Regions from separate parts of the Homo sapiens genome. Here all the other regions are linked to region 3. Evidence: chromatin loops called from intact Hi-C (ENCODE). Cell type or tissue: A673. All regions are shown on one strand.

Region 1 (5,000 bases), 230 kb before region 3:
TCTCAGTAGTTCTTTTCCCCCTTTGTGTCTTATCTGCAGTGGACCTGAGACTGAAGCTGTCACCAGGCCATAGTGGTTGGCCCGGCCTCTCAGGCTGCATTCACAGCAAACAGGAGAGAAGGCGGAGGGGCTCCCGCCTCCTGGCCAGGACATTCTGGTTGGAGTCTTGTAATGAAATCAGAAGTGACATGTCCATTCTTGGGGCCCCATAACTTGGCCAGCAAAGCTCCTCGGCATAGTAGGCCATTGACGCATGCTTCTTGGGGACCATGGGGAGCCTCCCTAGCATGGACACACAACCTTTGGTGCCACCTTTGCCCGTCAGCCCAGCCCCCGCACCCTGCACTTCCCTCCATGTGCAGCGCAGAGCCCTCAGCCCCAGACCCCCTCGCGCTGCACTTGCTGGCATCTTCTCCTCCCCCAGCACCTGGTCTGCCTCTCTCTGCATCCTTCCTGGACCCGCCCCTGGGTGTTCTATTGACAAAGGGGTTCCCCCCCTTTCTTATGTTTTAGGGCAGTGCTGTGCACACTGTTGAGTTTGATGAGTGTTGGCTAATTTGAACTGAATTCCCAGGTGTGTTTTTTCCTTTTTCAGATCAAACCAGTGGTGCATTGTGATATAAATGTGCCTTCCAAGTGGCAAACATATCATCGTATATCTCGACATATAAAGTGAGTATAATATTATGGGTGAAAAAATCAAACTGTGCCATAACTCCCTAAAAACAATACTTTCTATCCTGACAAATGCCCCTCAGCCCCCTTTCTGTCCCTCCTCCCCTCCCCTCCCCCTGCTCTCTTGTGCTCTCACTTCCTGACAGGTGATTTCTTTTTCCTAGACCACCTTCTCTCTGATTCAGCTGTTCATGTGCTACCTTTTCTTTCTCCTCTTGAACCCTGATTTTGGAAAAGAAAAGCAATCCAATCACCATGCCGTTGTTTGCAGAACAGTTCACCTGGGGATATGAAGATAAGAGCATCATACACACAGCTTAGTTTTAGGCTCTGAAGCTTTGTTTTGATTTTTTTTTTAATGTAGCAGTTGCAGCTGCAGCATGTTGAAGGGAAATTTAAAAGCTGTTTCCCCCGCCCCTTGACCTCTTGCTACCAAAAGGCCCTCATGGGCTACAGCACATCCAAGTCAGGTGTTGCTACAGGAACGGAGTGCATTAGAGCCTCACTGGCCGCTGCCCTGGGATGCCGCTGGCAGTGCCAGGCACCGAGGTGCTCAGTGGGAGGCACTGGGGATAGTTGTGAGCACTGTGTGCATCCACCTGCATTATGTTTTTGGGGTTGGGAAAAGACACACACTTGACTTGAACGAAACGTTGGTTTACATCCCGGCTTTTCGTCTTATCAGCTTGGGACCTGTGCCTGCTGCTTCGCTCTGAGGCTGAGGATGTCTCCCATTGTGGAAAACAGGGCTGAGAATATGCAGCACACTGTGGTGAGGGTTAGCTTCAGGAATGTTTGCAGCCAGCCCCCCAGGGCTTGTCACAGCGTAGCAGTTCTCTGAATGGCAGCTCTTCCCCCTGTCCTTTTATTGGGATGTTCTAGCATTTTAGTGATTAAAAGCCCTGACATGGATATCTTTCCATTTTACCATGTTCTAGTCTAAATGGAAGGAATTTTAGCGAGTTTCCAGAGAATGCTGAGCTCTTCATGTGGGGGTCCCAGCCTTGTGTGAGCCAGAGTCACCTCTACCACGTCCCCTCGCAGTCCCGAGAGGCAAGGGCTTGGAGGCTCATGAGGCTGGAAACTGCCTGATTCACCCGACAGATCCTCAGGCTGGGAACGAGAAAGAGGAAGGAAATGTGGCCGAGAATTCGCCAAACTTGGCCCCTTGCGCTTTTCCTGAAAATCTGTGACCATTTCTTTAAAATACTTTAAGCTTCCACAAGGGGGCCACCTAAATACACAGATCTTTCCACACCACTTTTCATGTACCTAAGAGCTGTTTTGAAATAATAAGACACAGTATTTCTGAATTTTGTTAGTGATGTCTTTCCCGCAGAACATACAGCAACCTCAGGGAACGTCGTTGGTTTGTGGGTCCTTCTTGACAAAAACGCCATCCTTAAAGCCACATTTTATGTGCGTGACCCAGGCCATCAATGATCCTCACTCACTGGACAGACATGATTATTTTTTTCAATGAGAAACCAACACAGTCTTGCAGCATTTGCCCATCCTTTGTCTTGGTGTGTTGGAATTTCCACTAGATGGACCCAAATATCCATGTGAGTGCAGAGTCCTTCCTACCACAAATAAACCTGATCGTGTTCCTCGGAGTCCTTGTCGCTATAAAAACACATAAACAGTAGTTATGACGGCTTTCAGAGGCTTAGATGCTCAGGAGAGAAAGGCGGGGTGTGACCCTTTCTGGTGAAGAGGAGAGTTGGCGAGGGAGTGAATGGCTTGTTGAGCTGTGTTCTGCAGCAGCCAGATGCTGGAGAGAGAGCCCGGGGCTCCCCTGATGGGGTCACCGGGGGATTGAGCTGGTGGTGAGTGCATGGGTTGGAAGTCACTGATTTGGAGGTTGAGGCTCAGATTGAAGCCCTGGTTCTGGCACTGATTGAGCCGTGTGGCCTGAGGTCACTTCTCTTGCCCAGTGTTCTCTCTGATGTCCCTTGTCACTTAGGAAGGGATTCACTCACTCATTCCACTTATACTGGCGTGGAAAACACCCTGAGTCAGTGAATGAGCCTTGGGAGAAAAAGCGTTTAAAAGATCTTTTGTCGTTTATTTAGAAGTGAGCTGGCAAAAGTTGTCTGGGCCCTGGAGTGGTTTTACTTGGGGACTCCCTGCCCTTTACAGGGAGCCTGAGACCAGAGGGAGAGTGGGAAGAGAAGAGCCCACCCCAGGGCTCCTCTGTGGGGAGGAGGCACGTTTGTGCCAGGCAGAACTGGAGAAGAAGGGGCCATTGGTCCTGGCCCTCATTGCGAGACTGACGTCGAAGATAGACACAGCTGGACATTAGTGAAAGCGGCAAAAACAGATTTTATTTAGTAACTACTGAGAGTTGGGGAAGGAGCTGAGTTCCACTCTGATTTGTGTGGAAGTGATTTGGGCGTTTTAAAGGGGGAATGAGATGGGAGCAAGTGGGGCCTCAGGAGAATCAGAGAAGTGGAAAAGTACAAAGAGTTGGTCAGTGAAGGTGGCCAGGCAGCTGGTCTGCAAGCTGGCAGTTCTGGAAGTTAGGATTCTGTCCTCCGCCAGAGACTGGGAGACAGGCCCTGTCCTGCCTGATGCTTGCAGTTCAAGGGAAGGATCTTAGGTGTGGGAAACGTGTCTGCATGGCAAGAGCTGCATATTTGTCAATGCTCTAAGAAGGAGAGGTCAGGGGCCTATCTCAGGTGTTGGCTGGATGAACAGTAAATGTTCCTGGCAGCCCTGGGTTTTCTCAGGTGGGTGTTTAGTGGCGGGGCTAGGGTCATCCTATGGCTGTGGCTTGATGCTGCTGGACGCATGCTAGAGTTTGGTTGTATCTCAGCGCAGGAGTTGGGACAGAGTTGTCATAGGCCAGAGTTCTGTGAAACTCAGTCCCTCCTCTTGTTCATGAAGACAAGCAGATCTATTCCTTGTAGAACAACCACCACCTGTCATAAGGGGGACTTGAGGAGAAGGGTCCAGCCGTTGCTTCCAGCTGCTGTGCATTCAGGAGGAGCTGAGAGACAGCCGAGGAGCACAACCCTCCCACGAGGGTGGTATGCATCAGGAGATGAAAGCGTGACCATCGGGATGGATACAAAGAAGCCAGAGGCCAGGCACAGTCGCTCAAGCCTGTAATCATGGCACTTTGGGAGACTGAGGCAGAAGGATCACTGGAGCCCAGGAGTTTGAGATAATCCTGGGCAACATAATGAGACCCCATCTCTTAAAAAAAAATAAAGAAACCGAGTCCCTTAAGGAGCTCCCTAAACCATCCAGTAAGTGGAGGAAATTATTTAAAGGGAGATGCAAGTCAGTGCTTTTCTGGAGGTTGTAAGCTGTGTTAGCTATTGTGTCGGATTGCCACTGCTACAGTTACTACTGTTACTGCTTGAGACCATCATTACGACAGAACAAAGGGATGAATGTAGAAATAATAACAAAAAACAAAAGGAACTGTTTTAAGGAAAGGACCAGGGGAAGAAGAGAGCCCCCTGCTTCTAGTGAGCAAAGGCAGCCCCCGCCCCCCGAGCTTCCACAGCCCTTCCTATTTATTGGGTAGAATGAGCAGGGAGAAGGAGATAACGACTGGTCAGCTGCTTAATTGATCACAGGTTCATATTATTACTAACAGGCTTCAATTATGCCTAATCACAAGAAACACTTGCGCCTGGGTCGTGACTGCCCTCAGCAGTCCTTCTGGGTGGCGTGTGCAGTTTGTCAGTTTGCCAACATTCTGCATTTATGAGAAAGTTTGCTGCTTACTCATATAGCCTCCAGTGGTATACTGAGTTGATCACGGCCCTCACTCTTTTGGCCTCCAACAAGCTATGTCTTGGGTGTGAGCCTTTGCTGTGACTGTCTCTTGACAAATTTCCTCTCGAGTGTCGTCTACAAACAGGTGGCACTGAGGACTGACTCGTGCACGAACACCTCCCTGGTTTCCAGTCAGCAGTCTGAGGCTAGTCCATTTTGTGGAGTCATTTACAAAGTTCTGACACTTCTGGAGCTAATGATGCAGCAGCTTGTCCTAAGTGGGAGACAGAATCTTCCAGTTCTTGGGGGGCTAGCTTTGCTGATCCCCTTTGTAACCTTATAGTGTATCCGTCACCATAGGCGAGGGTGCAGTGGGAGGGACAGACCACCCTACCAGGCTGGCTCCAGGCAGCAGGTCCTTCCAGAACCCACTTAAGACGGCTTCCCATCCACTAATGCTTGGTCCACAAGTCTCAGGACCAGCAGCTGGGGCAGCACTCACGTTTCTGAGTCTCCTTTGCGAAGTTTGTCACATTTAGCCATTTGAAGGTCAGCACTGGCCACGTGACAGGAGCCCATCCACTGGCTGGAAG
Region 2 (5,000 bases), 1.4 Mb after region 3:
GCATTCTGAGGCCAAATTCTGCTCTATTCTCAATCTATATGGAAAAATACCAAGACAGGTCTGTGTATTTTGTTTTTGTTTTTGTATTTTTGAGATGGAGTCTCACTTTGTCACCCAGGCTGCAGTGCAGTGGCATGATCTTGGCTCACTGCAATCTCCACGTCCTGGCTTCAAGTGATTCTCCTGCCTCAGCCTCCTGAGTAGCTGAAATTACAGGCGTGCACCACCACAACCGGCTAATTTTGTTGTTGTTGTTGTTGTATTTTTAGTAGAGACAGGGTCTCACCATGTTGGCCAGCCTGGTCTCAAACTCCTTACCTCAGGTGATCTGCCCACCTCGGCCTCCCAAAGTGCTGAGATTACAGTCGGGAGGCACCACACCCGGCCCCTGCGCATTTTTTTAAATGGCCAAATTTTGTAAAGTTTATTTCTTAAATGGATGGGGCAAGAATGATTCTGAATGGGATTAAAACCCCTCTTTAGGTATGGTATGCATTGTATATTTCGGATTATCTAAAAATTCTGTCCTAGGGCATGACAAATTAATAAGTACCCATTTAAGCATGTGATGTTCATATAGCTCCTTAGCTACTAGGTGTTTTCTGCACAGAAACAATTTGACAGGGTCTACTCATCTCTGTGATCACACTTGCTTTTTCTTTTTATTATTTAAAGATATATTTTTAAGGAAATAAGGAAAATGGCCAGGAACAAATGACCGAGAATAATGTCTTCTTTTCCAGCAGCAAATCTCTGCTGAAACATGGAGTCTCTATTGTCAGGTGTGTGTTGCTGTGGAGGGTCAGCACGTTTGTGTTTACCTGACCCCTCTCTTGACTCTCAATCTATTCACTAACCCATGCTACCTTCTTTTCAGGATCTACCAGAACAAATTCTTGATTTCAGTGTATATACATTTTACATTTTTTAGAAAAATATGGTGGTGGAAAGCAAGAATTATTAAAGTTTAAGAGCTCCTGCACCACAGAGGCAACAAGGGAAGAGCATTGTTATTTTGAAACATGATTTAATATAGGCAGGAGAGACAGAGAGAGATAAGGACTGCCCCCAGGCGATAATAATATTAGAGCTTAGAGACCCAATGGTGGTGATTCATTCAACAAACACATACTTACCAGGCAACTTCTATGTTCCAGAGCTAGCCTACTGCTGGTACCGCATGCCACCATATCTCTAGGGAACAAGGGAGTGGTCACGCGATTATACAACATTAATTTTCATAGACCCAGTGAGTTTGAGTTTTGGAAGGACTATTGCAGACCACTAGGTCTAATTCTTTTACATTAGGAAAATAAAGATCCAGGTTTTAAGCCAATTCTAGAAATAAATCCAAGTCTACTTTTTCTTTGCTATGTGATCTTTTCCTTATGCACCTACACCCATAGACACACACACACACACACACGCACACACACACACACACAAATATAAGCATCCAGGGTGAGTAAAAAGACAAGAAGAAAGGAATCTCAGGTAACTGTGCAGGATGGCAAAGGTAATATGTCTGGGTCACAGAAGTTGTGGGAAAAAAGAAAGATAGACTGCCTATATTTTTCATGATGCTTATTTTTAATACTTTCAAAAACAGTGCCTTGGTTTTATATTAGTTGGACACTAAAATTAAAAACAAACTTCTACGTGTCCAAACTTTCTAAAATAAGTTCTCTGTGGTATCCTAATAAGACAAAGTTTAGATTTTCTATTAAATTCTTTGAAGTTAAACATGAGCCCAGCTTAAGTCATTTGGTATGAGAAAGAAGTACAGAGTACACCTGAAAAAACTTGTGTTTCAAAGTAACAAACAAATTAGCTTTTTTTGAATAGTACTTAGATGTTTATTTTAACTGTCTACAAGATTTGCCAAAAGGGAAACCATACTTTTGATACTGTTTAAGTTCAGAACAAGTTGGAGTGTACGGAATATATTGCTCATTTGTATGCTTTTGAAAATGGTTTTCTCTTCCAGCCATTTCATATCCAGATGTTCTGATTGTTCCAACCCACAAGCCATGTAGATTATTCCTGTTTTTCTTTGTATCATGTAAATATTTTGTCATACATTAAAATTATGGGAAATCATGGTATTTTTATGATTTCAAACTTGGAATCTGCAGGCCTGAGAATGGCATTAAATCTAGCTGTGTTCTCTTTCACAGACACAACCAAATGTCATCATTAAGATTAAAAAAGCCGGGATTCCTATGCACTGTCCACCGGCTCTGTTACTTTTGATGGACTTTACTGGAGAAAGAGCTGACAGAACATTTTCAAGATGGACAACTATATTTTAGGCAGATATTTCCCTGTTTTCCAGACTTCTTTTTTAACTTAATGAAACTTGATATGTATCAGAATGCTATTATAATGGATTTGCTATAATTTGCTATTACTATAGCTATGAAAATTATGTATTCATAGACAATCATTTTTAAATCAAAATGTTGTATTTGCACTTTTCAAAAATGTTATTCTCCTGCCATAGCTAACACGACGCCCCTGGAGAAAGCTCTGGTGGCCTGGGGCCCACGCCTTCCATTGGGCTGGCGTCAGTCAAGTGATGGGAGCCGCACCGCCCTCCCCTTTCGGTGAGGCAGCGCCCCCTGGTGGACTGACACGGGCAGTTTTGGACGTGAGCGTTGTGAAAGAAGGAAGTGATTTCCTACCCTGCGCTCGGTAGACACGTTTAAATCGCCTCACATTCATACTTATCTCTGTAGATGCAAATTATACAACAGGACCAGATAGGAATTCTCCTAAATCTGACATTTTTGGTCTCCAAAATGAAAACTACAGACTATTAATGGAAATTCTATGCAATGTAATGTATTGGCTCATTGGCATGAAAAACCAGCAAACTCTGTGGGGCTTTTCGACACAGAGATTGAGGGAGGAGGAAGAGAGATCACCCTAAAGTTCTTCCAGTTGCACAGAACCGCCCCCGAGGCACCGCTGCACCGGCTCTTTGGTTCAGAGACCCTACATCACATCCCACTGATGGAGTGATAGAATTCAGCTCTTCATCATCATCCGCCAGGAAAGGGGACTGTGTGATATTTTTACAGGCCAATTCCATTTGCAGACTATAAAATGGTGTAGGAATTTCTCCTTTACCTGGCCTAGTCTATAGGTGAAAACACCAAGGCCCAGACAGGATATGAGGCATTCCCTGAGGTCACACAGTAAGATAGAGCGTGGACGAAGTGTTTGCACCCCTGAAATGATAACACCTGGGTTCCCTGCTGGATCTATCCTGGTTTTATTTTCTTTTTAAAAAATTCGCGTAAGTTCCTCTGAGGATCTACAACCCGCATTTTTTTATTTATCTCTGTGAAGGATGCTGCAGAATCCGCGTCCTCCACGACAGAGAAGAGAATGTGCCGTGGCTTTAGCACTTGGAGAAGAGCAGCTCAAACGTGGGCCGTTTAAAGAAACTCACTGAAAGGATAGGGTCTTTTTCTCACAAAGATGGCCTTTTCTTTTCTCTCTCTCTCTCTTTTTTTTTTTTTGTTTTTTGTTTTTTGTTTTTTGTTTTTTTTTTGAGACGGAGTCTCGCTCTGTTGCCCAGGCTGGAGTGCGGTGGCGCGATCTCGGCTCACTGCAGGCTCCGCCTCCCGGGTTCACGCCATTCTCCTGCCTCAGCCTCCCGAGTAGCTGGGACTACAGGCGCCCGCCACCACGCCCGGCTAATTTTTTGTATTTTTAGTAGAAACGGGGTTTCACCGTGTTAGCCAGGATGGTCTCGATCTCCTGACCTCGTGATCCACCTGCCTCGGCCTCCCAAAGTGCTGGGATTACAGGCGTGAGCCACCGCACCCGGCAAAGATGGCCTTTTCTAGACACAAGATCGGGGCACAGAAGGTACCAGCAGAGCACTAGGAACCCAAAGGGCCCTGTGAAATTTGAAGGCCACTTCAGCCCCAGCACCTGAAGCGAAGCCGTCAGGCACTGTCAGGAGGCGTCTCGCTGGGGCAAGAGGGAGCTTGCTCTTAGGCAGAGGGCGTCTTTGTGACTTGAACCACCTGAGAAAGGATTAAAAGGGAGAGTCCAAAAGCTTCAGGAGGAATGTGGAGGGATCCTCCTCCCCAAAGAAACAATCAACTGAATTCTAAGAAACCCTGGGGCTAGGATTTGAGAGAGGGAAAGAGCCTGGTCTATCACTTATCGTGAAATGTGTTTCAAGTTAGTTTGCTTTAACTCTGCTAAGCTTTGGACAGTTTTTATTTTACTGCAAGAGAAAAAGTAAAGAGTACAACCAGAAGTTTGTGCTAAGGGAAGCATGCACTTTGTTATAGAGTCTATATTCCATGTTCTCAAAAAAGTTATGTGTCTGAAATGCAATGGTATATTTCCTTTAAAAACTGAATGTGGGATACAGCAAGCAGGATTCAATTGAATAGGATGCTGAAGATTTTCTTTAAATCTGTAATTTTATTATATTCTTTGACAAAGTATCTTCTTGTTAATATGAACATATGAGAATGTGGTAGTGTTCAAGGAATAGGTGTTTGACAGCATTTTTAATTAAGAGCTCAGAGAAGTAATGGAAGACATCACTAAAAGTACTTTTGAGGAAATTAAATATCTGGATTATTTCAAAATATTACTTAGGAGCATTTCATGAAGGAATATAATGAAAGTGGGAAGGAAAAGAGCAGAAACAAAAGAGGCCTACATTAAAGATTTTGCAGTGCTCAAACCAGGCCCTCTATGCAGGAGACTCTTGAAGCCCTGAGGAGGCTTTGAAGAGGGAGCTCTGGGCATCCACTGCACCCGTCCTGGGATGGGAATCAGAACTGCCCAGTAAACGCATTAAGCACACCTGCCCTTCTTCAGTTGGTACAGTGATTGGTGCCCTATTTAACTTTTCCTTTTCCCTCACAGGTCTTCTGGAGACTTCTGAGCAACCTGCTATACGTGTCCTGTCGTTGGTGATGTTTCCATGTCTCTGTGTGATCTGCAAACCCCTCTGCTAAAAAAGA
Region 3 (5,000 bases):
ACATCTTCCTTGTCCTCCAGGCTCTGCACCAGCTCTCCAGGGAGCCTCCCCAGCTTGCTTCCCTCTCACAATTGTCAGCCCTGCAGGCCACCGGGTGCCCACCTGCCCTCAGGGCAGGGCTGGGACATGCATTTAGCACAAGTTATCTGTTTCGTCTTAAAATGTGAAATGGCTTACATCCTTCACGACTGTGTTCTTCAGAACCCAGAGAGCAGGGCGGACGTTCCCGCTAAGCCTTGGGACTCTGTGAGCCTCTGTTTTCCTAACTGTAAAATGGAACCGATATTATCGCTCCTGCCTACCTCAGAGGCTGCTTGAAGAATGAGAGAACCTCAGGAAAGAACTGAGTTCAGATGTTGTGCAGACATAAGATATTATTATCGAAATCATAACAATCCTTTTAGTTTTTGAACTTCTAAGCCTCAGCCTCCTCACACAGTGTTTCCTGTGGAAACTCAATAAACCATTAAATTTGTAGATTTCCTTGATTAGTATTTTTTGTTCCAGAAGACAAACACTATAATTTCAAGAATATTCTCTATATTTTTTGAGGGCTTACAAAGAAAAACACAATGTAGAAATACCCTGATTTTTCTAAAATGCTCAAAGAATGATGTATTCTGATACATCTAATTTCTGGCTAACTGGCTAAACAAATATTACTTTTCTTTAAACTTTATTATTGAATATGGAAAGGCCTTATTTGATTTTCTTATTGCAGCATGATATGTAATATGAATCTTTAGTGCAGCTCATCTTCGATGAAGCTTTTGAAAATATGAACCGTTTTCAGGGTGGCCGTAGGTTTAACTCACAGGTGTTGGTTGGAAACTCAGTAACAACGAATCTGAACTCTGATTTCTGTTACTTTCTTAAGATGGAGTTTTTAATAACTCACATCTCTTTTAATTTAGTTAGTAGTGAGTACATATTACAATGAAATGCCATATGTATTAACCCTTTTGTGACTTCCTTCACCCCCCCAATCTGAATAAGCAAAATGTTCATTTGCATTGATGGGAGTGCAGGCTCAGTGTGGTGGGGGAATGTGTCCCTCAGGGCTGCAAGTGCCGCAAACTCAGTCCAAAAATGAGTTCAGTTAGATCATTGATTCACTAAATCAGAGAAAGGAGGAATTTTGTTTCGTTTTGCTTTGAATCAGCTACTGGTTCCAGTAAGGCAATTAAAGAGTCCAGTTTTGGCATAGTTGTAGGTATTTTAATTTTGAGCCAGGCACTCTTAGATTTGAAGAATCCGAATTATAAATGAAATAATAAAATTTGGTGCAAGATGAAATTCGTAGAGTCTAGGAATTACAGCCCTGTGGGATTTAATGTCTTTTTACAGGCATAATTGATATATCTATATTTGAAATATAGGCTTTCTAATCTAGATGGTGACTGGAAGCCATTTCTCAGCTCGTCCTTGTGGCCTGCAATAGAAACAGGGAATTTCACAGGGGCGCAGCTGGCCCAAGTGGCAAAGTCTTAAAGGGGATCGTGGTGCCACCTCCTGACTGCAGAGTAAGCTGGAGTGCAGAGGGGAGGGGAGAAAGCACCGTGTCTTGACCGACGACAGGGCTCAAGCCAGTGTGGGGCTGGGCTCAGGGACGTTGCTCTGAAACTCCAAGAAAAAAGAAAAGGTTTCATTCAGTCCTCACAACAAGCTTGCGAGTAAAGTGACCTCACTTGATATGGAGTACACTCATCCTCAGTGAGGCTGACAACTCGCCCGAGGGTTCAAAGGTCACGGTGGAAACCAATTCTTTCAGCCTCTTCTTCTCTGGTTTCCTTTACTTCCCCAAAGCCAGCTACAAAGAAATGATGAAAATGACAATTTACTCATCATAAAAGTAGAAGATAACATGGCTTAACCAAGTTATGGAGGTTAGTCAAAGAAAGCCAGGAAGAGCAATTATCCTTGTATTAATACTACGATCAACGCCCGCGGTGCTCACGTGGCCTGAACCCAACATGCACAAACCCTTTCCCATGGGAGCGCTGAGAGAAGCCTCTGGAGACTCGTGCTTGGCTGCCACGTGGCGCCTTGATTTGGTTGTGACCCTGGGAAAAGCCCTGCATCTCCTTTGGAATTTGCTGACCCCTCTCCGTGGGTCTCACCTTGAGCCTTTGAAAGAGGATCCAAGGCCCCAGATAGTTTTTCTTTTGTGAGGGTCGGTTTCGGTGGGGAAACATCCGTAATTTGAAGAGTGGTATAAAATGAATAGAATAACATCTAGCATCTTCTAGTTATTCAGTAAATATCTGTTGAATAACAAAATGCATACTACTTGACCATTTTTTTTTCTATGTGGATAGTTGAATTGGGAGAATGCACAGCTGGTTATCTAAGTGACCACTGGGTGTCACTGTTTACCCACTGACCGACCATCAGTTTTTTTTTTTTTTTTTTTTTTTTTTTTCCCCTCTCACCTGGTCAGGACAAAAGCCTCTGGAAGCTGGTCCAGGTGCAGAGATTTCAAGCTTGTTTCTCATAAGTAACCTGCTATCTCAGGGGGGAAAAAGAGCGATTCCTATGTTATTCACTTCAGGATGTTTTCTGCTTTCTGTAATCTGGATGGAGAGCTGATGTGTTTTCTGTTTCTTCATCTCCCTTTTATCCTCCTAAAGAAGTTTTCTTTTGCTAACGAAAACAAGAGTTTTTATTTTGCAATTTATCTTGAAAATAGGAACGCTGGTGTGAACATTAGTTGGTACAAGACGGCAGGGTTTCATATGTAACTTTAATAGGAAACTATTGCAGGTGCTGAAAGTAAATTCTCACCTTGTCAGGCTCAGAGCATCATGATTATTGCTGCAGTGAGCTTCCTGGAAATAGAGGCCGTTCTCACTCTCTGGTGAAAGACAGGTTGGGCTTCAAAGGCCACCTCCACTGTTCTGATCTTTGGCCTCTAAGGTGATGCTCAACATCTTTGATCCTCAGAGTTCTTTGGCCCCCAGCAGGGCTTCTGACCCCACTCCCAGGGCTGCTGGGAAGTACCAAGTTCAAACCCAAAATTTCTTGTTTTCCTCCTTAGGGGTGTTCTGCTAACATCTGAGCTGATGGGTCTTGAAGGAATATTATGTTTCCTCTGCTCTTCCCTTCGTGATGTAATTTACCATGTCTTTATAACACAATCTAATATGGGTTGGGCCAAATAGCTGGAATTCCTAAGTCAGAAGTTTTCTCTGAAAGGCACGTAACTGACTGACTTGTCCGTGTTTGTGGATTTCACTGCTGCAGCAAGAGGACCTAGAAAATGGCCATCTTAAGACCTGAAGAGGCCTTAGAATTTATCCAGTTTAGTGTTTTTTTTTTTTTTTGGATGCATTTTACTCTTTCTTCAATATTCCATAGAGGGCTATAAAACCTTACAAGTGGGAGGTCTTAAAATTTCCCCATAAGACCAATGATGTGAGTACAACCTGCAGGAAACAGAAGGAATCCAGTTAGACAGTCCCTGGCCACTCCTTTCTCAGCCCTCCTTTCCTGCCCACACCTCCCCTGCGGGAGCTGTGCTAATTCCTCACTGTATCTTGGTATCCTCTACTTTAAAGGGAGAAAAAAAGATGAGCACTTATGTTTCCTGAATCTAATGCATTCCAGGCTGATGAAGAGTGACGGCTACCATTAACTGAATCCTTTCTCTGCGCAGGACTTGTGTTCAGTCTTTTATTTTCACAATTTCATTTAATTCTCACTACAGTCCCAGGAGGTGCTCCAAGTTTTCCCTAATTTACAGATGAGAAAGCTGGAGCACCAATGGAGGTTAAATGGCCTACACAAAATCACCCAACTAACACCTGGTCATTTCTGAGTCCCTTGCTTTTTAAAAATTGATACACAATATTTTATGTATTTATGGGGTATATGTGATATTTTGCTACATGCATAGAATTCGCAATGATCAAGTCAAGGTATTTGGGGTGTCCATCACCTCAAGTACTGATCATTTCTTTTTTTTTTAAATTTTTTATTTTTGAGACGGAGTCTCACTCTGTCGCCCAGGCTGGAGTGCAGTGGCGTGATCTCGGCTCACTGCAAGCTCCGCCTCCCTTGTTCACGCCATTCTCCTGCCTCAGTCTCCCAAGTAGCTGGGACTACAGGTGCCCGCCACCATGCCCGGCTAATTTTTTGTATTTCTAGTAGACATGGGGTTTCACTGTGTTAGCCAGGATGGTCTCGATCTCCTGACTTCCTCGTGATCCGCCCGCCTCGGCCTCCCAAAGTGCTGCGATTACAGGCGTGAGCCATGGCGCCCAGCCAAGTACTGATCATTTCTATGACTTGGGAACATTTCAAGTCCTTTCTTCCAGCTACTTTGAAATATACATTGTTGTTAACTATAGTCAGCCACTCTGAATTGAACAATGGAACTTACACCTTTTGTCTAACTGTATGTTTACACCCATTGACTCGTCTCTGTTCAATCCCACCCACACATCCTCCCACCCACACACCCTTGCCAGCCTCTGGTATCCATCATTCTATTCTCGACCTCCATGAGATCACCCTTTTTTTTTTTTTTTTTATAGTTCCCACATTTGAGTGAGAGCTTGGGATATTTGTCTTTCTGTGCCTGGCTTATTTCACTTAACACAAGGACCTCCAGGGACTCCTTTGCTTTTAACCACTCACCTACTTAGGGGGATGTTGGGTTCAATGTTGTGGTCTGTAATAGAGAGGGTTTTTCAGTCAGTCTCACTGCCTTGAGCTCATGGTGGAGGCGTTTGGAGCCATATAAAACTAGACTTGAGTATCAGCTGCAAGAACAGGAGGATTTCACTCAATTTCTCTTTTGTTCCTGAAAGCATTTCTCTAGATGCCCCATTTATCCAGATGTGGCTATTGCACGTTGTATGTGATATGGTTTGGCTGTGTCCCCACCCAAATCTCACCTTGAATTGTAATAATCCCCACGTGTCAAGGAGGGGGGGTGAGGTGGAGGTAATCGAATCATGGGGATGGTTTCCTCCATACTGTCCTCGTGTTTGTGAATA
Region 4 (5,000 bases), 760 kb after region 3:
ACAACAAAAGTAAATGAAGAGTGAGCAGACAATTGAATCAAAAAAAAATTTTTTTCCTGAATTAAATATATTTTTGTGTTAAAAGTTAGGATTAAAATGGAAAAGAGTGAAATGCTGGAGATGCACAAAATAACCAAAGGAAATAAAATAAAAAAAGGAGTTAAAGTTGTTGAAATAAGATGGTAGTTATAAAATACAGATAAATAATACTTACTATATACATACTTCCATTCTGAAAGAGATGCACAGCAAATTTTAAAGAGAAATCTGTATAGACATATAACACAGAAAATAATTTCTGAAGTAAAATAATACCCATATCTGAAAACAAAAGAATATATCATGTCTCAGAAAATTTTGACAAATAATAATCAATACTAAAGCTTCTACTGGTGAAGTTACTGAATTTAAAAATAATTCTACTGCTAAGTTAGGCCAGGTTTTTGTCAACTACAAGATAGAAAATGAATCTGAAATCAGTGTTATTTACAGTAACATTTAATAATTAAAGGACTTCGAAATGTCTATAAAATTGGCAGCTTTCCAGTATTGAGTCTTCTAATTCACACAGTATGTATTTTCATTTATTTAGGTCTTAATTGACATATTTAGCCAGCAGTTTGTCCAGTTTTTAACATGCACATTCTTTATATGTTTTATGATGTCAAATTTCTAAGAATGTTGTATTTTGAAGCTATTTTTAAAATGCTGTTTTTTATCTCCATCGTTCATTGTTTACATACAGAAATCCACTTGATATTTATGTTTCCATTGTATTCTACAATTTTGCTAGAATTACTTTTCTCCTCCTCCTCCTTCTTCTTCTTCCTCATCGCCATCACATGTTAGTTGAAATTCCACATAGAGTCATGTTGTCTTTAAATAGGAATAAGTTTATATCCTCCTTTTCACAGTTGTGTATTTTTTCTTGCCTTGTTGCATTGCCTAGCATTTTCATTAAAATGCTGAATAGGAGCAGTGAGAGTGAAAATACTTGCCTAGTTCTTAGACATAGGGGAAAAGCATTCAAGCTTGATATTAAGTATAATATTAGCTCTATGATTTTTGTATAATACCTTTTATCAGGCTGAGGAAGTTTTCTTCTATCCCTACTTAGAATAGGTTTTTATGACTTGATGTTGAACTTTCCTTAGTGCTTTTTCTATACCAATTCATATAATCATGTGATTTTTCTTTTTTAAGTTGTTTTTATGGCAGAGTACACTGATTTAAAAATATTGAAGTAGCTTTGAATTGTCAGGATAAAGTCCATTTGGTCATGGTACAGTATTTGCTTTATATATTATTAGAATTAGAATTGATTTCCTAATTTTATATTGAAGGTCTATTCATTTCAATATTGTTTTTCTTTTCTTGTACTGTCTTTGTATGGTTTCGGTAGAAGGGTAATACTAGTATAAAATGTCTGAGGATGTTTTCTTCATCTTATCTTTCAAATAGATTGTGTAGAATTGACATTATTTCTTCTTAAAACATTTGGTAGAATTCACCATTGAGACAATTTTGGCCTAGATAATTGGAGGGTAGTACAAACCTATTTTGGTTATCTAATTTTTCTTGGGTAAGTTTTGATAACTTATGTTTTTGAGAAATCGGTCAATTTCTTCTACATGGTACAATCCACATTCATAGACTTTTTTTACAGCTTCTTTTAGTGTATTTTTAAGGTACACTAGTTATTTCCTTTTTTAATTTTTGTATTGGTAATTTGCTTATTTTTTTCTCTCTCTTTTTTCGTTACTCTTGCTATAGTTTTATAAACTTAATAATTCTTTTCAAAGGATCAGCTTTTGGTTTGTTTAATTTTCTCTATTTTTTCTTCTCTGATCTCTATTATTTTCTTCCATCTAAATTACTTAGTTTTATTTTGCTAATATTTCCCTAGTTTTCTAAGGTAGAAGCATAGATAGTTGATTTGAGTCTTCTCAATGAGCATATATTGTGAAGTTGCTCTAAGTACTGTTTTAATTTCACTTTATAAATTATATATTTTATTTTTATGTGTGTTCATTTTAAAGTATTTTTACATAATTTCCAGTTTTAATAACATGGAAGCAAGCTGGCTTCACTCCCTGACACAGAAAATAAATAAATAACCAGCTCTGATAGTATCACCAGAAATATCCCAGAAGTTACATGAGGATGAGACAGTTCCCAGGACCACAAAGAAGTTAAATATTCTGAGTAGATTAAAAGAATATAGGACTTCCCTGTCTGCAATGCCCTCCTCCCTGATTTTCCCTGCATCAAGTGTGAGAAAACTCTCACCCACCAAGTCATGATTTTTACACTGGAAATGTAAGATTGAGGTGGACAACCAGCTTCCCCAGAATCTTGGATTTCCTAGCAGGAGACCTGTCTCTGCCTCAATGCACCAAAGGTATTGTGAGTGCCTGAAGGGGAAAACATCTCTGAGGACAGGAACAGACAAAGGGGAAAGACAGAACTACCATTCCCACTCCTGAAAAGTTTGTTCTCTAACTCAGTAAAAGGAGAGGCCAAATTAGAGTGACTTTTTAATAGCATCACACTGCAGGAGAAATGTTCCACAGCTCCGCTGAGCACAAATCTCCAGCTTCCTATCCTTCCAGGATATCCCTTCGGGGACCCAATAACAGTCAGCTCTCTGATGATTGACTAGAGACAAGACAAACCTGGGAATAAGACACCACCTAGTGCTGAAAAGAAGGCAAGAACCTAATGGGGGAAAAATTAACTGGTAAATTACAGGGAATCTCTCAACAAATACATCCAATCCAAACCAAAGACCAGGTGGACAAAGAAGACTAGAATAAAAAATTGATACTTCAATGAAATATATAGAAGTATACTCACAGGAAACAACAGCAAACAGAGAACCATGACCACCTCAGACAAAGCAGGGAACAGATGACTGAAACTAAGAAGATAATGATATGTGAGCTCTCTGAGCAAGAATTCAAAATAGCAGTTTTAAGGAAACTCAGTGATCTCCAAGATAACACAGATAAGTAGTTCAGAAATGTATCTGAGAAAATTGAGAAAGAGATTGAAATATTTTTAACAATCAAAGAGAGATCTTGGAACTGAGAAATACATTTACTGAACCAAAAATTTCATTAGAGGCTCTCAACAGCAGAATGGATCAAGCAGAGGAAAGAATTAGTGAACAAAAAGACAAACTATTTGAAAAGAAACAGAGAGGAAAAAGAACAAAAGAATGGAAAAGAATGAAGATAACCTACAAGATATAAAAATTACCTCATAAAAAATAAATCTAAATATTATTAGTCTTCAAGAGGTACTTGAGCAAAAGCAAGGGTTAGAAATCTTATATAGAGAAATAATAATAGTAAACTTTCCAAAATGAGAGAAAGATCTAAGTATATATGTGCAGGGAGGTCAGAGAACACTAAAAAGATTCAACCCTAAGAACACTACCCTCAAGGCATATAATAATCAAACTCTTGAAAGTCAAGGACAAAGAGAGGAACATAAAAGCAGCAGGGAAAAGAAACAAATAACACTCAAAGAAGCTCCAGTTTATCTAGCCTCAGCTTTACAAAATAAAACCATACAGACCAAGAGACAGTAGGAAGACATATTTGAAGTTCTAAAAGAAAGAAACTACCATCAAAGTATATTGTGGTCAGCAAAGCCATTCTTCAAACATAAAAGAGAGATAAAGTCTTTTCAAACAACAACAACAACAAATGTGATAATTCACCATGACCAGACTTTTCTTACAATAAATACTAAAGGAAGTTCTTCATCAAGAAAAACAAACAAACAAACAAAACAGGCAGAAACAAAATATCCAAAGATATAAAATTCATTGGTAAATGTACATACATAGACAAACCCAGAAAACTCTAATATTGTAATGGTGGTGTGAAGTCTGTTCATAACTCTAGGATAAAGTCTGGAAAACAAATCTATAAAAGTAACAGCTATAGCAACCTGATAAGAGATAATCAATATAAATAAGTAAACTGAGAAACCTAAAGCTTAAAGTGTGGGGGATGCAGTTAAAGGGTAGAGGTTTATATTTTTAAGTTTTTAATTTGTTTTTATTGCTTTTCTTTTGATCTTAGATAATTTATCATCTGTGATGGTTAATACTGAGTGTCAACTTGATTGAATTGGAGGATATAAGGTATTGATCCTGAGTGTGTCTGTGAGGGTGTTGCCAAAGGAGATTAGCATTTGAGTCAGTGGGCAGGCAAAGGCGGACCCACCCTTACTTTGGGTGGGCACAATCTAATCGGCTGCCAACATGACTAGAATATAAGCAGGCAGAAAAATGTGAAAAGAGAGACTGGCCTAACCTTCCAGCCTACATCTTTCTCCCATGCTGGATGGTTCCTGCCCTCTAACATCAGACTCCAAGTTCTTCAGTTTTCGAACTCAGGCTGGCTCTCCTTACTCCTCAGTCTGCAGATGGCCTATTGTGGAAACTTGTGATCAAGTGAGTTAATACTTAATAAACTCCCCTTTATATATATAACTATTCTATTAATTCTGTCCCTCTCGGGAACCCTGACTAATACATCATCTTTTAAAAATAACTTGTTATTGGTATAAAATGTTTTCTGTAAGCCTCATGGTAACCACAATGCAGAAACCTAAAATAGATACACTGAAAATAAAAAGCAACATATTAAAACATACTAAAATAACATAACCACAAAGGAAAACACTAAGAAAGTAGAAAAGATTTACAGCAATCAGCAAAGAAGCAACAAAATGGCATTGTGTTATCATTTATCTATAATAACACTAAATGTAAATGGACTAAATTATTCAGTTAAAAGACATTGAGTAGCTGAATGGAGACAAGAGCCAACTATATGCTACCTACAATAAACCCACTTCATCTATAAAGACACATAAACTAAAGTGAAGTGACAAAAAAATCATGAAAATGGAAACCAATGAAGACTAAGTGTAGCTATAGTTATATCAGATAAAATAGATTACAAGTCAAAGACTTCAAAAAG
Region 5 (5,000 bases), 2.0 Mb after region 3:
CAAAATGGCGAAACCCTGTTTCTACTAAAAATATAAAAATTAGCTGGGTGTGGTGGCGCATGCCTGTAATCCCAGTTACTCAGGAGGCTGAGGCAGGAGAATTGCTTGAACGAGGGAGTCAGAGATTGCAGGGAGCCAAGATCGCGCCACTGCACTCCAGCCTGGTGACAGAGCGAGACTCCATCTCACAAAAAAAAAAAAAAAAAAAAAAAAAAAAAGTGATATAAAAGATCCAAATAAATCCTATGTGTCATATAATAAACTTGGCCTAGATTAGGCAATCAGGGAACGATGTCTAGGGGAAGTGATATTTGAGCCAAAATCTGAGGAACAGGAGTTAACTAAAGGAAGGAGGAACGTGAGTTTCCGGAGAGATGAAACAAACATATGCAGGGGAAGAACGTGACATCATAAAATCTAAAGGAAGGCCAGTAGGCTGGAGGAGAAATCCTGACGGGCAGAGGCAATGAAGTGTCTAAGATGCAATGTGGGAGCCAGGCTGGTCCACTTAGGGACTCAGGCCGGGAAAGAGATTCTGCCCCTGAATCTAAGTGATAATGAAGAGGCGCTGTAGGTTTTAAGTTGAAGGTTAACTTAGATTTGAATTTGAAAAGACCAATTTGGCATTCACTTTCCTAGATGCAACCAAACAGTTTTTGAATCAACTTTTAACTTACACTCCTTAGGTAGGCAATTTTCAAACAATCTTCAAGGCTTGGTGCTTATTTTGCATATAAATGGCTGGGCTAATTTGCGCTGCTTATAGCTTAGACCCAAAGGATGCTGGCCAACTAGGGTTTTCTGGCCTTTCTGTGCAAATGAGGCTCTTTCATTTCCTTGAAGAGTTGAGCTCATTGGGAAAAAGCCAGAAGCATCGACAACAGTCAAGGATGGTGTTTGGGGCAGGAGTTTAATTAACTAATAGGAAGATTGACAACAGATGTTGAGAACCTGCAACAGGGGGGACTTCAGATAAGGTACCAGAAATTCCACTTTCACCCTTGATAGAGCACTTAGCCACTTTGGGCTTCTGTTTCCTTGTTTATAAAATAGGATTCTTTCATTCATGCATTTGTTTTTTCTTGTTTTTAAATAATGCCCATTTACCAAATCTTGTGCTAAGCTCTGGAGATACACAAAATAAATAAAGTGTGGGGCCAGGCTTTAAGTCACGCACTGTCACTAGGGAAGAGAAGATCCAATCTTTAGTGAGCACTTACTGCATTCTGACAGTGTTTGGTACTTTCATATGCATTCCATTCTCTAATTCTTACAACAACCAGGGGAGATCATCAGCTTCTTAGCCGCACTCTTAGAAATAGGAAAACTAAGACTTAGAGAGAGGAAGTACCTAACCTAAGCTCAGGCAGATGGTAAATGGCAGAGCCAGCTTTCACACTCAAGGCTGTTTGATTCCAAAGCCCATGTTCTTTTCACTGTAACACACTGTAAGCAAGTCATTACAGAACCAAGTGATAAGTGTTTTAGAGGAGGTATGTACAAAGAATTATGGGAGCAGAGTGGGGCGAGACTAATAATAGCTTCCCTGATGTTTCATAGGGCCGTCTGGAGGATCACATGCACTAATGGACTTGAAAGTGCTTTGTAAACTAAAAAGTGCTATATAAATATAAGGGATTATTGTAACCCACATATCCGGATCTGCTATGTGAGGGTGCTGAGTAATTCTCAGTGTGAGAAATACATGCTTGGACTATGGCTATTTAATTCCTTCATTTCCAGGACTTTCTTGGCATTCACTAAACCACAGGGGTGGGTCTGGCAGCCAGCAATCTCACACATTCTAAATGGAAGCTGATGCCTGTCAGCTGTGTGGGGACATTCCTGGGTGCTGAGCGCTCAAATGGCACTCCAGGTTTTTATCTCTGAGCTGAAAGGGAAAGGATTGATTTAGCTTGGAGAGCTCCCGAGCAACTCTCCTCCCTCTCCTGCTGTCCAGAACCCAGCAGCCCCTAAGAAGGCCCTCCCAATGCCTCAACTCCCAATGATTTCCTGCTGGGACTGCCCACAGAAATAAGCTCCAGCAGGGGCCAAGCTGAGTCACCGTCTCCACCTTGCGGTGGGGCCCTGGGGAGAGGGATGGCTTGGAGACAGGGCCTGTTTATAATTACAGGGATTTTCCAGGCTACCCAGGATGGGGACAGGGTGGATTGTAAGCAGTTGTGCTCAGTAGCCAGGGAGTGACAATAGGGCTGTGTGACCCAACTTGGAGTCCACTAGGAGAAATGTGTGACCAGGCTAAGAACAGAGATCCTCCCACCGGCCAGTACTGTGGTTAGCATGGGCACTGCCTTTGTGAATATCTATCTATTCACATGGATGGGCATCCTTATTTTTTCTAAGTAGGAAGGCCTATCATCTTATTGTAGACTTAATTTTAAGGCCTCTCTAACTTACTAGGGCTCATGAAAACAGCTCATACTGCTGCCCCTGCTGGTCTCTCTGTCTCCTAAACATACAGGTTTGTATCATGAAGACTGGCAGCCCAAGGGTCAGGCCTGGCTCATGCAAGCTTTTCCCTCTCCAATGCCTCACTCCTCCAAGGCAAGTCACAGTAGGACAAGCACTGGGGCAGACTTGAGGACTGGAAGAGAGGCCGACTCGCCTCCTTGCTGTCTGTCCTCCTTCTCCTGCTCAGCCACACCCCTATCTCATATGCATGGGGTTTTCACCAGGCTCCCTTGTCCCACGAGTGTATTGACACAACCCTGCCTGTTCCTTATAGTCTGCAGAACAAGGATTAGCACCCTCGCCTCAAGGGGTCCCTCTGCTGGTGGAAATGACCCAGAAAGAGAAGGCATCAGAAGCCCAAGGAGAACCCTACCTTTTGGAGGAGCCATGGCTGCAATGAGGAGTTTGACAGTCCCACAAATATTAACCATGTCCCCACAGAAAGGAATCAGCAAAATCCGAGAAGCAGAAAGGCAGGAGAGATGAGAGCCAGGAGAGAATCATTCCTCATATTTCAAGAAAAGAGATAGCTTTAAGAAGAAGAGGTAGGCAGTGGTTAAATTTCGGATAACATTAAATAGGATGAGGCTCCACCGAAGTTAAACCACTGATGAGTTTTACAAGAATGATATCCAGAACCTGGTGGAGATTTCAACAAACTGAAGTGGGAAGGAAGCAGATATAGACTGCCTTCCCTAGAACTTTGGAGGTGATAAGAATAAAAGAGGAAAATCAGAGAGATCAAGGGTTCTTTTATTCATTCATTTTTAATATGGAATCTTTTCATCATATTTATTGATTGGCAGGTGGTGTAAAGAAAGAGATTTAAGGCATGTCGGAGATAGCATGTTTGGTTGGACTAGTGCAGTCTCAGTTCAGACCTGATGGCCCCCTATGCCTTCCCATCATAGCTTCCTTTTCCTCCGGTTTGGATGAATTATTACATGCTTAGAAGGTTAGAAAAATAAGAGAGATTGCATTCAGGACCTCGATGGAGGGGTGAGCCTTTGTCTAGTGGAAAGATTCTGTTTCCTCTGGAGAGGTAAACAAGGAGAAAAATACCAGTGAAGACATACAAATATTTTGAAATGGATGAGAGGGAAAGGAGGCCATTGATAGAGAATCATCAACTCATCATGCTGAGATGGTCTTTTGAGAGTGAGAAGGCAGGTCATTTTGCAGACTGAAAGACGGCAAGCAGGTGTGGGATAGATGAGAGGAAATATGCATATTGGTTAGCCCTCAGTTTATTTACCTGTAAGGTCCCTACATTAGCTGATACGGTTTAGCTCTGTGTCCCCACCCAAATCTCATCTTGAGTTGTAATTCCCATGTGTCAAGGAAGGGACCTGATTTGTGGTGACTGGATTATGGGGGCGGTTTCCCCCACGCTGTTCTTGTGATAGTGAGTGAGTCTCATGAGACCTGATGGTTTTAAAAATGGCAGTATTTCCTGTGCTCACACTTCACTTCTCTCACCTGCTGCCATGTAGGACATGCCTGCTTCTCCTTCTGTCATGATTATAAGCTTCCTGAGGCCTCCCCAGCCATGTGAAACTGTGAGTCAATTAAACCTCTTTTCTTTATAAATTACCCAGTCTTGGGTAGTGTCTTTATAGCAGTGTGAGAATGAACTAATATATTAGCCAAACTATTTATATTGCACAGCTTACCTATACATGCTACACTGGGTTCTTATATCCAATCCTAGAATGACCTGGTGTTTGGATTGCAAAGAGCCCTGTTTGGTAGGAATGTGCAGAGTCTGGGTGCCATCACTGCATGTTATTGTCTCTTGCCATATGCTACCTTTTACAAAGATAGCTGTCTCCTGCCATCAATAGGGCACATATGCTGACCACAATTTCCAGACTTTCTCAGCACTTATGTGTCATAGCTTCCTTGAGACATATAGCATGAGTTCGAGGCAGCTGGCTAGAAGCCACCCTAATGGCCCTCCTAGTTCAGTGTCACAGATTCTCATAAGGTGGGGCCGGGCAAAGGGAGAGGTGTTCTCATAGCAGGTTTCCAGAAGAGAAGCAGACATCAAGATGGATAATTCCCTAGGAGGATGATTATCTAGGATCCAGGACCGATTTTGATAAGAACACTGAGCTTATGTAGTTTTAAATTGCCCTAATTTCATACTCTTTTCGTTAGCTCTGAGGTAGTCTTGAAAACAAGCAATCTTGAAACCTGAATCATTTCAGCATGGTGAGAAAGTATAGTAGCCATGAAAAATAGCAGCCCAAGAGAACCAATGAAGATGGGGATAGAATGAATTTGAAGCTTCTCAAAGCCCATCTCCAAGGAACTGTAAAAATCTGGCCTATTTGGCAGCAACCTAAAGGGCCCCACTCCCAAGGCTTGTCTTTATTTGACCTTACTCAGAGCTCACTTTTTGCAAACAGCTTTATTTCCTGGGCATTTGTTGAAAACAATCAGCAGCAATTGTTCACTGACTGAGGCAATAGACTTGAGGCTAATAAGACAGTGATCAAAAAATTAAAAAGGAAAACTGAGGAAAC
Region 6 (5,000 bases), 800 kb after region 3:
AATTTTTATATAGTCTTCTATGGGTGGACATTTTAAAACCTCATTATGACTGATGCGTAGTAAGTAGGTTAAAGGAAAGGGAAGCAAAGGAGATGTTTTGAGACTGCCTCAGAAGCTACTACAATAGTTTGGGTAAGAGGCGATGACAGGCCAGATTAGAGATGCTATTTTGGAGAAAACTAAACAATGGATCATCTTGAGAGAAATTCAGGACCTGATAAATGATTTGAAATGAACAGTTAGGAAGAAGAAAAAAATCACATCTAATGCTGGTATTTCTCACTTTAACAGCTGATAAAAAAAAAAAACTGTGGAAGAATATATTGTTTGGTGGGGAAATACTGAGCTCAATTTTGGATATGTTCAGGGTGAGACACTTTTGATACAATTAGAGACATGAGGAAATCAACATCCAGAGGTGAAATACCATGGAGAGGAGGCAAATAATCAATTTTTCTCACAAGAATGCCTTTCATTGGGTCCAGAGGCTCTCTGCTGTTTACAGAGTTCATTTACGATTGTAAACCTATTTTTGTTACTCTACTGATTATTAGGACCCTGCAGGGCTCTGTGGCACATGCAGTCTACACAGCCAGGTTCTGTTGATAGCTATTGAGGTCTTCGCTCTTCTTGGCAGAGGGGTTAGCCATGGATGAGCCTTTCCCACCCCTTTCTAAAGGTTCTTCTCTAGGCCACTCACCTGATGACTAAGCTCCATGATTAGGACTGAAAGGCTGAGAAGAAATTGAGGTCATGGTTTTTCACAGCCAAGGCCCCTCTTCAAGGCTAACTTCAGGGTTATGATAAGAAATCTGTTGCTTAAAGCTGCTTACTCCTCTCAAGTTCATATTCTGATGAGCTTTAGAGTCTAACAGAGTGGTAAATGTGACCCAACAGTTGTTCTACTCAGCAGCATTTTGCATCACGTGTTTAAATGCCCATCAATGATAGACAGGATAAAGAAAATGTGGCACATATACACCATGGAATACTACGCAGCCATAAAAAAGGATGAGTTCATGTCCTTTGCAGGGACATGGATGAAGCTGGAAACCATCATTCTCAACAAATTACCACAAGAACAGAAAACCAAACACCACATGTTCTCACTGATAAAGTGGAAGTTGAACAATGAGAACACATGGACAGAGGGAGGGGAACATCAAACACCGGGGTCTGTTGCAGGGTAGGGGGAGTTGGGGAGGGATAACATTAGGAGAAATGCCTAATGTAGATGACGGGTTGATGGGTGCAGCAAACCACCATGGCACGTGTATACCTATGTAACAAACCTGCATGTTCTGTACATGTACCCCAGAACCCACAGGGCAACCCACACAATGTGTGCTCCTGTGGGCTGGAGGAGTTCTGGAGAGCACACCTGATCCCCACAGGAAGCCTCTGCAGCTCGTATGCAAATCCTCATTCCATAGTTCTGATGGGGGCGGGTGGTGTCCCTAAATTTTTTCTGGCAAACCAGCATGCACATTCTCAGTGTCTATCTCGTCCCTTGAAACTAGCTGTCCCCAGTTGACTGGTTGTCCTCTGAAGTCAACCTCTTGTGAAACGTGGGGAACTGCAGCCACCATGGGCCTTGGCCTTGAGAGAGCTCAGAGATGGAGACTGGGCAGAGCCCACTTCAAAGGGGCCCACCCAGGAGGGGGACTGCTGGCTCTGAGTGCAAACCTGAGCATGGAGGCAGAGATGGCCTGCCTGTGAGGGTGGGTAGGCATTTGGGGATTTAACAATCAGTGGTCAGTGAGTAGCTGACAGGTTGGCAGGGCTCAGGGCAGTAAAGCTCTGCGTCTTCAAGATAGGACAAGATAGGACATCCCTGTTCACCATGAGACAGTTTCTATTCTTTTTAGGAATAAAATTGTAGATAAGCATGTAGGGTGAGTTCTTAGGAGCTGGGTCCAGAAGCACCATACACCACTTTTGTTTACCTTTATCTATTGTATAGTCACGTGGGCACAGTTAACTTCAAGGGAGGCTCAGAACTGTAGCCTAGCTGTGTGTTCAGGAATAAGAACAGATATTCAATTTTGGTGAGTGCTTCTAGCAATCTCTGATACAATCACAAGTCAAAGTATCTGAAGATCAGGTATTGTTCATATTCCTTAAACAGCATTAAACCAGACAGATCAAAATGTCAACATATGTCATTTGAGGTTATACTTATATAAATATAGTTTCTCCAACATGTCTCTCCTACAAGCACCAATGGATATATTAAATTGGAATTAATATGTTAGTATATTAGTGCTACAGTCTAATGAAGAACAGGTGGGTAGTTGCATGACATGAGTTAAGACTGTGATTTTAACTTAAGTGAACACGAGGAAAGGGATTAGAACTGGGGAAATATAATTACTTAATTTGGAATTTGGCCAGAATAGCAGAGCTGAAAACTCCAATGTAACTCATTGTGAAATGATGTGTGTGTGTGTGTGTGTGTGTGTGTGTGTGTGTGTGTGTGTTAATGGCAACAAATAGTCAGGAACTTAAATCAAATTGACAAGCATGCAAACTCATCTTTCTCTTCTTTCTTTTTTTTTCTCTCTCTCTCCTCTCTCTCTATCCACACACACACACACACCCAGCAAAAACTTAATCAAGTGCAGCTGGTTTATAGCATATTTCATCTGCCCTCATCTTTTTTTCTCAAGGAGAAAAGGTGTCTCTTGCTGACAAATGATGTGTCTGTATGTACTTCAAGCAGTTCCTGAAGCAACCTCGATATCTAGCTTAAACATTGTCCAGACTTATCTCTATTCAACTAGTGAAACATAATGAGATCTGGGAACAGGATAAAAGAATTGTTTCATGGACGATATATTGCAGAGACCAGAATTCTGAGCTTTGTGTCTCACTCGGGCTACTTAACAGGCAGTCCCATGAGGGGAGACCGCCCCCTAATGGAGTGTGAGCAAGCAAAAGACTCTTGCTTTGGGCTTAGTGATAAAATGTCAAATCCCCAACTTGGTCTCAGTTAAAATATGCATTTTAAAATAAAATGATATAAGAGAGTTAAAGAACACTTGAATGGCATGTTCAAATTTAAAATGCAGTTTTCAATATTGTCCTGTATAAACGAAGAATGGCAAAATAGCCTATTTATGGCTATTCTTTGCAACTCTATAGATCTCTTCTGAAATCCACTAGATTTTAATTTGCTATTTAGTTATTTGAAATTCTCTTTTGGCATCAGTACATTTCTGTTATTCCGCACTTTTTTTCTTAAATACAAGCTCAGTTCTAGACTTTCACCATACATCTTTTTTTTTTGTTTTTTTTTGAAAAGAGGACTGGAAAAGATGGTTAACAGTTTTAAAAAAGGTAAAGTCAGTAATTAATTTCTAATACTTAAGCAAAATATAGCACAAGTTCATTGTTTGGTTGTTGCTATTTTAAATGTGTGTTCTTTTCAGTATAGACGTCTTAGAGAAAAGTTTCTTTCAGGTTAGACTCTTCCAAAAACTGTAACAGAGTAATTAAATAAAAATTTTAGATCTATGAGTGATATGTAGTAAAATAAAAAGATGTTATTCAGGAGGATTGACATGTATATGAATATTCACTAACAAACATAGAGTAAATAGAGATATAAAAACTCTTAAGAAAAAAATAACTGAAAAATGTCTGGCCTAAGGAATTATTTTCATCTTCTGTGTAACTTTGTGTAAGAGTACATTTAATTTGGACATACTCTGACAAGTAAGCAAGAACAAATACTGAATTGAATTGGCATATTCCAGGGAGTTATTCATGAGTTGATTCATTAACAAAAACATTTTTTCATACAAGCATCACATTTTTCTGGATATAATTTCGTATGACTAGTCAAGCTCTCAAAAGTTGAAAAAATTATCTGCTCTTTCTCCATTGACATGACACAAAGCAACATCACAAGATTCTTCCCTTTGAGTCTCTAACTTGAGTGGTCTTTAAGTGTATGTGTATTTCCTGATAGCTGTATGCCTACAGAGTGAATAAAGTAGGCGATTTTCTGAAAAAACTTCAATTTCTTCTACTTGATCATAGTTTGTACATTTTTTTCAACTTGAATGAAACCTTGAAAATTGAATTTATAAAGAAATTAATAAAATTTGGAACATAGAATGTGCAAAATAAGCTATTATTTTAGTTTAAATTAAAAGCATGCTTAGTAGGACATGGATGAAGCTGGAAACCATCGTCCTCAGCAAACTGACACAGGAACAGAAAATCAAGCACCACGTTCTCACTCATAAGTGGGAGCTGAACAATGAGAACACATGGACACAGGGAGGGGAACATCACACACCAGGGGCAGTTGGGGGGTGGGGGGAAAGGGGAGGGAGAGCATTAGAATAAATATCTAATGCATGTGGGGCTTAAAACCTAAATGACTGGTTGATGGGTGCAGCAAACCACCATGGCACATGTGTACCTATGTAACAAACCTGAACGTTCAGCACACATATACAAGAACTTAAAGTAAAATTAAAAAAAAATTAAAGTCTCTTGTTCACATTTGGAATTCTGAGGTTTCCCAAATGAGGGCCGATATTGTGTTAGCATCAGTAGAGAGGTTAATAGTTACACTAGCAGTTGAGCAGTTTTAGGGATTTTTTAAAAAATTGTTTTTGTTTTATTATAGAGATGTTCCAATGATTTATGTTTTAATTTTTTACTTCAAGTGAAATTTTAGTTTTAGTATTTTTAAAGAAATAAAAGGTCATCATCAGTGTCTGCCAATACTGTATATTAACGAAATGGAAAATGAACTTTATTTCCACTATCAATTGCTAGAAAAAAAAAGATCTTCACTATTAAAGGACTGTAGTCTAAAAAACTGTAGATTTGATTATTTCTGCTATTTCTCTGAAACTTTCTCATCCAATGCTACAAAGTAGCCTGACTCCAAAAGTACAGCCCACTGGAAAAGCTATTTTCTTTTAAGACTAGATTAAAATAGGGTTGTTTTGGGCCAGGTGCGGTGGCTCACGCCTGTAATC

Evidence for each region. A loop is a pair of places that touch in the nucleus more often than their neighbours do. Peaks named below come from ENCODE experiments on the same cell type or tissue, not always from the same donor. Only the 100,000 strongest peaks of a DNase experiment are listed, where the experiment ranks them.
Region 1: it touches region 3 in a loop (5-fold over the local background); 4 of 110 quality-filtered maps call a loop at or near these places.
Region 2: it touches region 3 in a loop (4-fold over the local background); 21 of 110 quality-filtered maps call a loop at or near these places.
Region 4: a loop joins it to region 3, with 13 times the contacts of the local background. A loop is called at or near these places in 7 of 110 quality-filtered maps.
Region 5: a loop joins it to region 3, with 5 times the contacts of the local background. A loop is called at or near these places in 4 of 110 quality-filtered maps.
Region 6: it touches region 3 in a loop (6-fold over the local background); 12 of 110 quality-filtered maps call a loop at or near these places.

The regions. Positions count from the first base shown.
Region 1 is chr2:3,726,408-3,731,407 of GRCh38, forward strand. It overlaps DCDC2C (doublecortin domain containing 2C), which reads left to right. Exons shown (of 11, transcript NM_001287444.2): 3 at 596-672. Among named protein-coding and RNA genes, the nearest start is that of DCDC2C, 25 kb to the left of the region's middle. RefSeq lists an enhancer at 1,591-2,180. In A673, CTCF peaks have their summits at 1,930 (motif pointing right) and 2,141; DNase peaks (open chromatin) are centred at 1,904 and 2,234.
Region 2 is chr2:5,363,446-5,368,445 of GRCh38, forward strand. No RefSeq gene overlaps it. Among named protein-coding and RNA genes, the nearest start is that of LINC01248, 330 kb to the right of the region's middle. In A673, CTCF peaks have their summits at 2,623 (motif pointing left) and 2,826; a DNase peak (open chromatin) is centred at 2,596.
Region 3 is chr2:3,957,132-3,962,131 of GRCh38, forward strand. LINC01304 (long intergenic non-protein coding RNA 1304) reads right to left here. Exons shown (of 3, transcript NR_037881.1): 2 at 2,785-3,425; 3 at 524-1,810. Among named protein-coding and RNA genes, the nearest start is that of LINC01304, 14 kb to the right of the region's middle. In A673, CTCF peaks have their summits at 2,361 (motif pointing right) and 2,561; DNase peaks (open chromatin) are centred at 2,500, 3,180 and 3,500; H3K27ac peaks cover 3,409 bases.
Region 4 is chr2:4,712,598-4,717,597 of GRCh38, forward strand. No RefSeq gene overlaps it. Among named protein-coding and RNA genes, the nearest start is that of LINC01249, 59 kb to the left of the region's middle. In A673, a CTCF peak has its summit at 2,699; a DNase peak (open chromatin) is centred at 2,644; H3K27ac peaks cover 387 bases.
Region 5 is chr2:5,913,450-5,918,449 of GRCh38, forward strand. No RefSeq gene overlaps it. Among named protein-coding and RNA genes, the nearest start is that of SILC1, 17 kb to the right of the region's middle. In A673, CTCF peaks have their summits at 2,113 (motif pointing left) and 2,787 (motif pointing left); DNase peaks (open chromatin) are centred at 1,682, 1,802 and 2,762; H3K27ac peaks cover 1,050 bases.
Region 6 is chr2:4,760,382-4,765,381 of GRCh38, forward strand. No RefSeq gene overlaps it. Among named protein-coding and RNA genes, the nearest start is that of LINC01249, 110 kb to the left of the region's middle. In A673, a CTCF peak has its summit at 2,925 (motif pointing left); a DNase peak (open chromatin) is centred at 2,860; H3K4me3 peaks cover 353 bases; H3K27ac peaks cover 3,442 bases.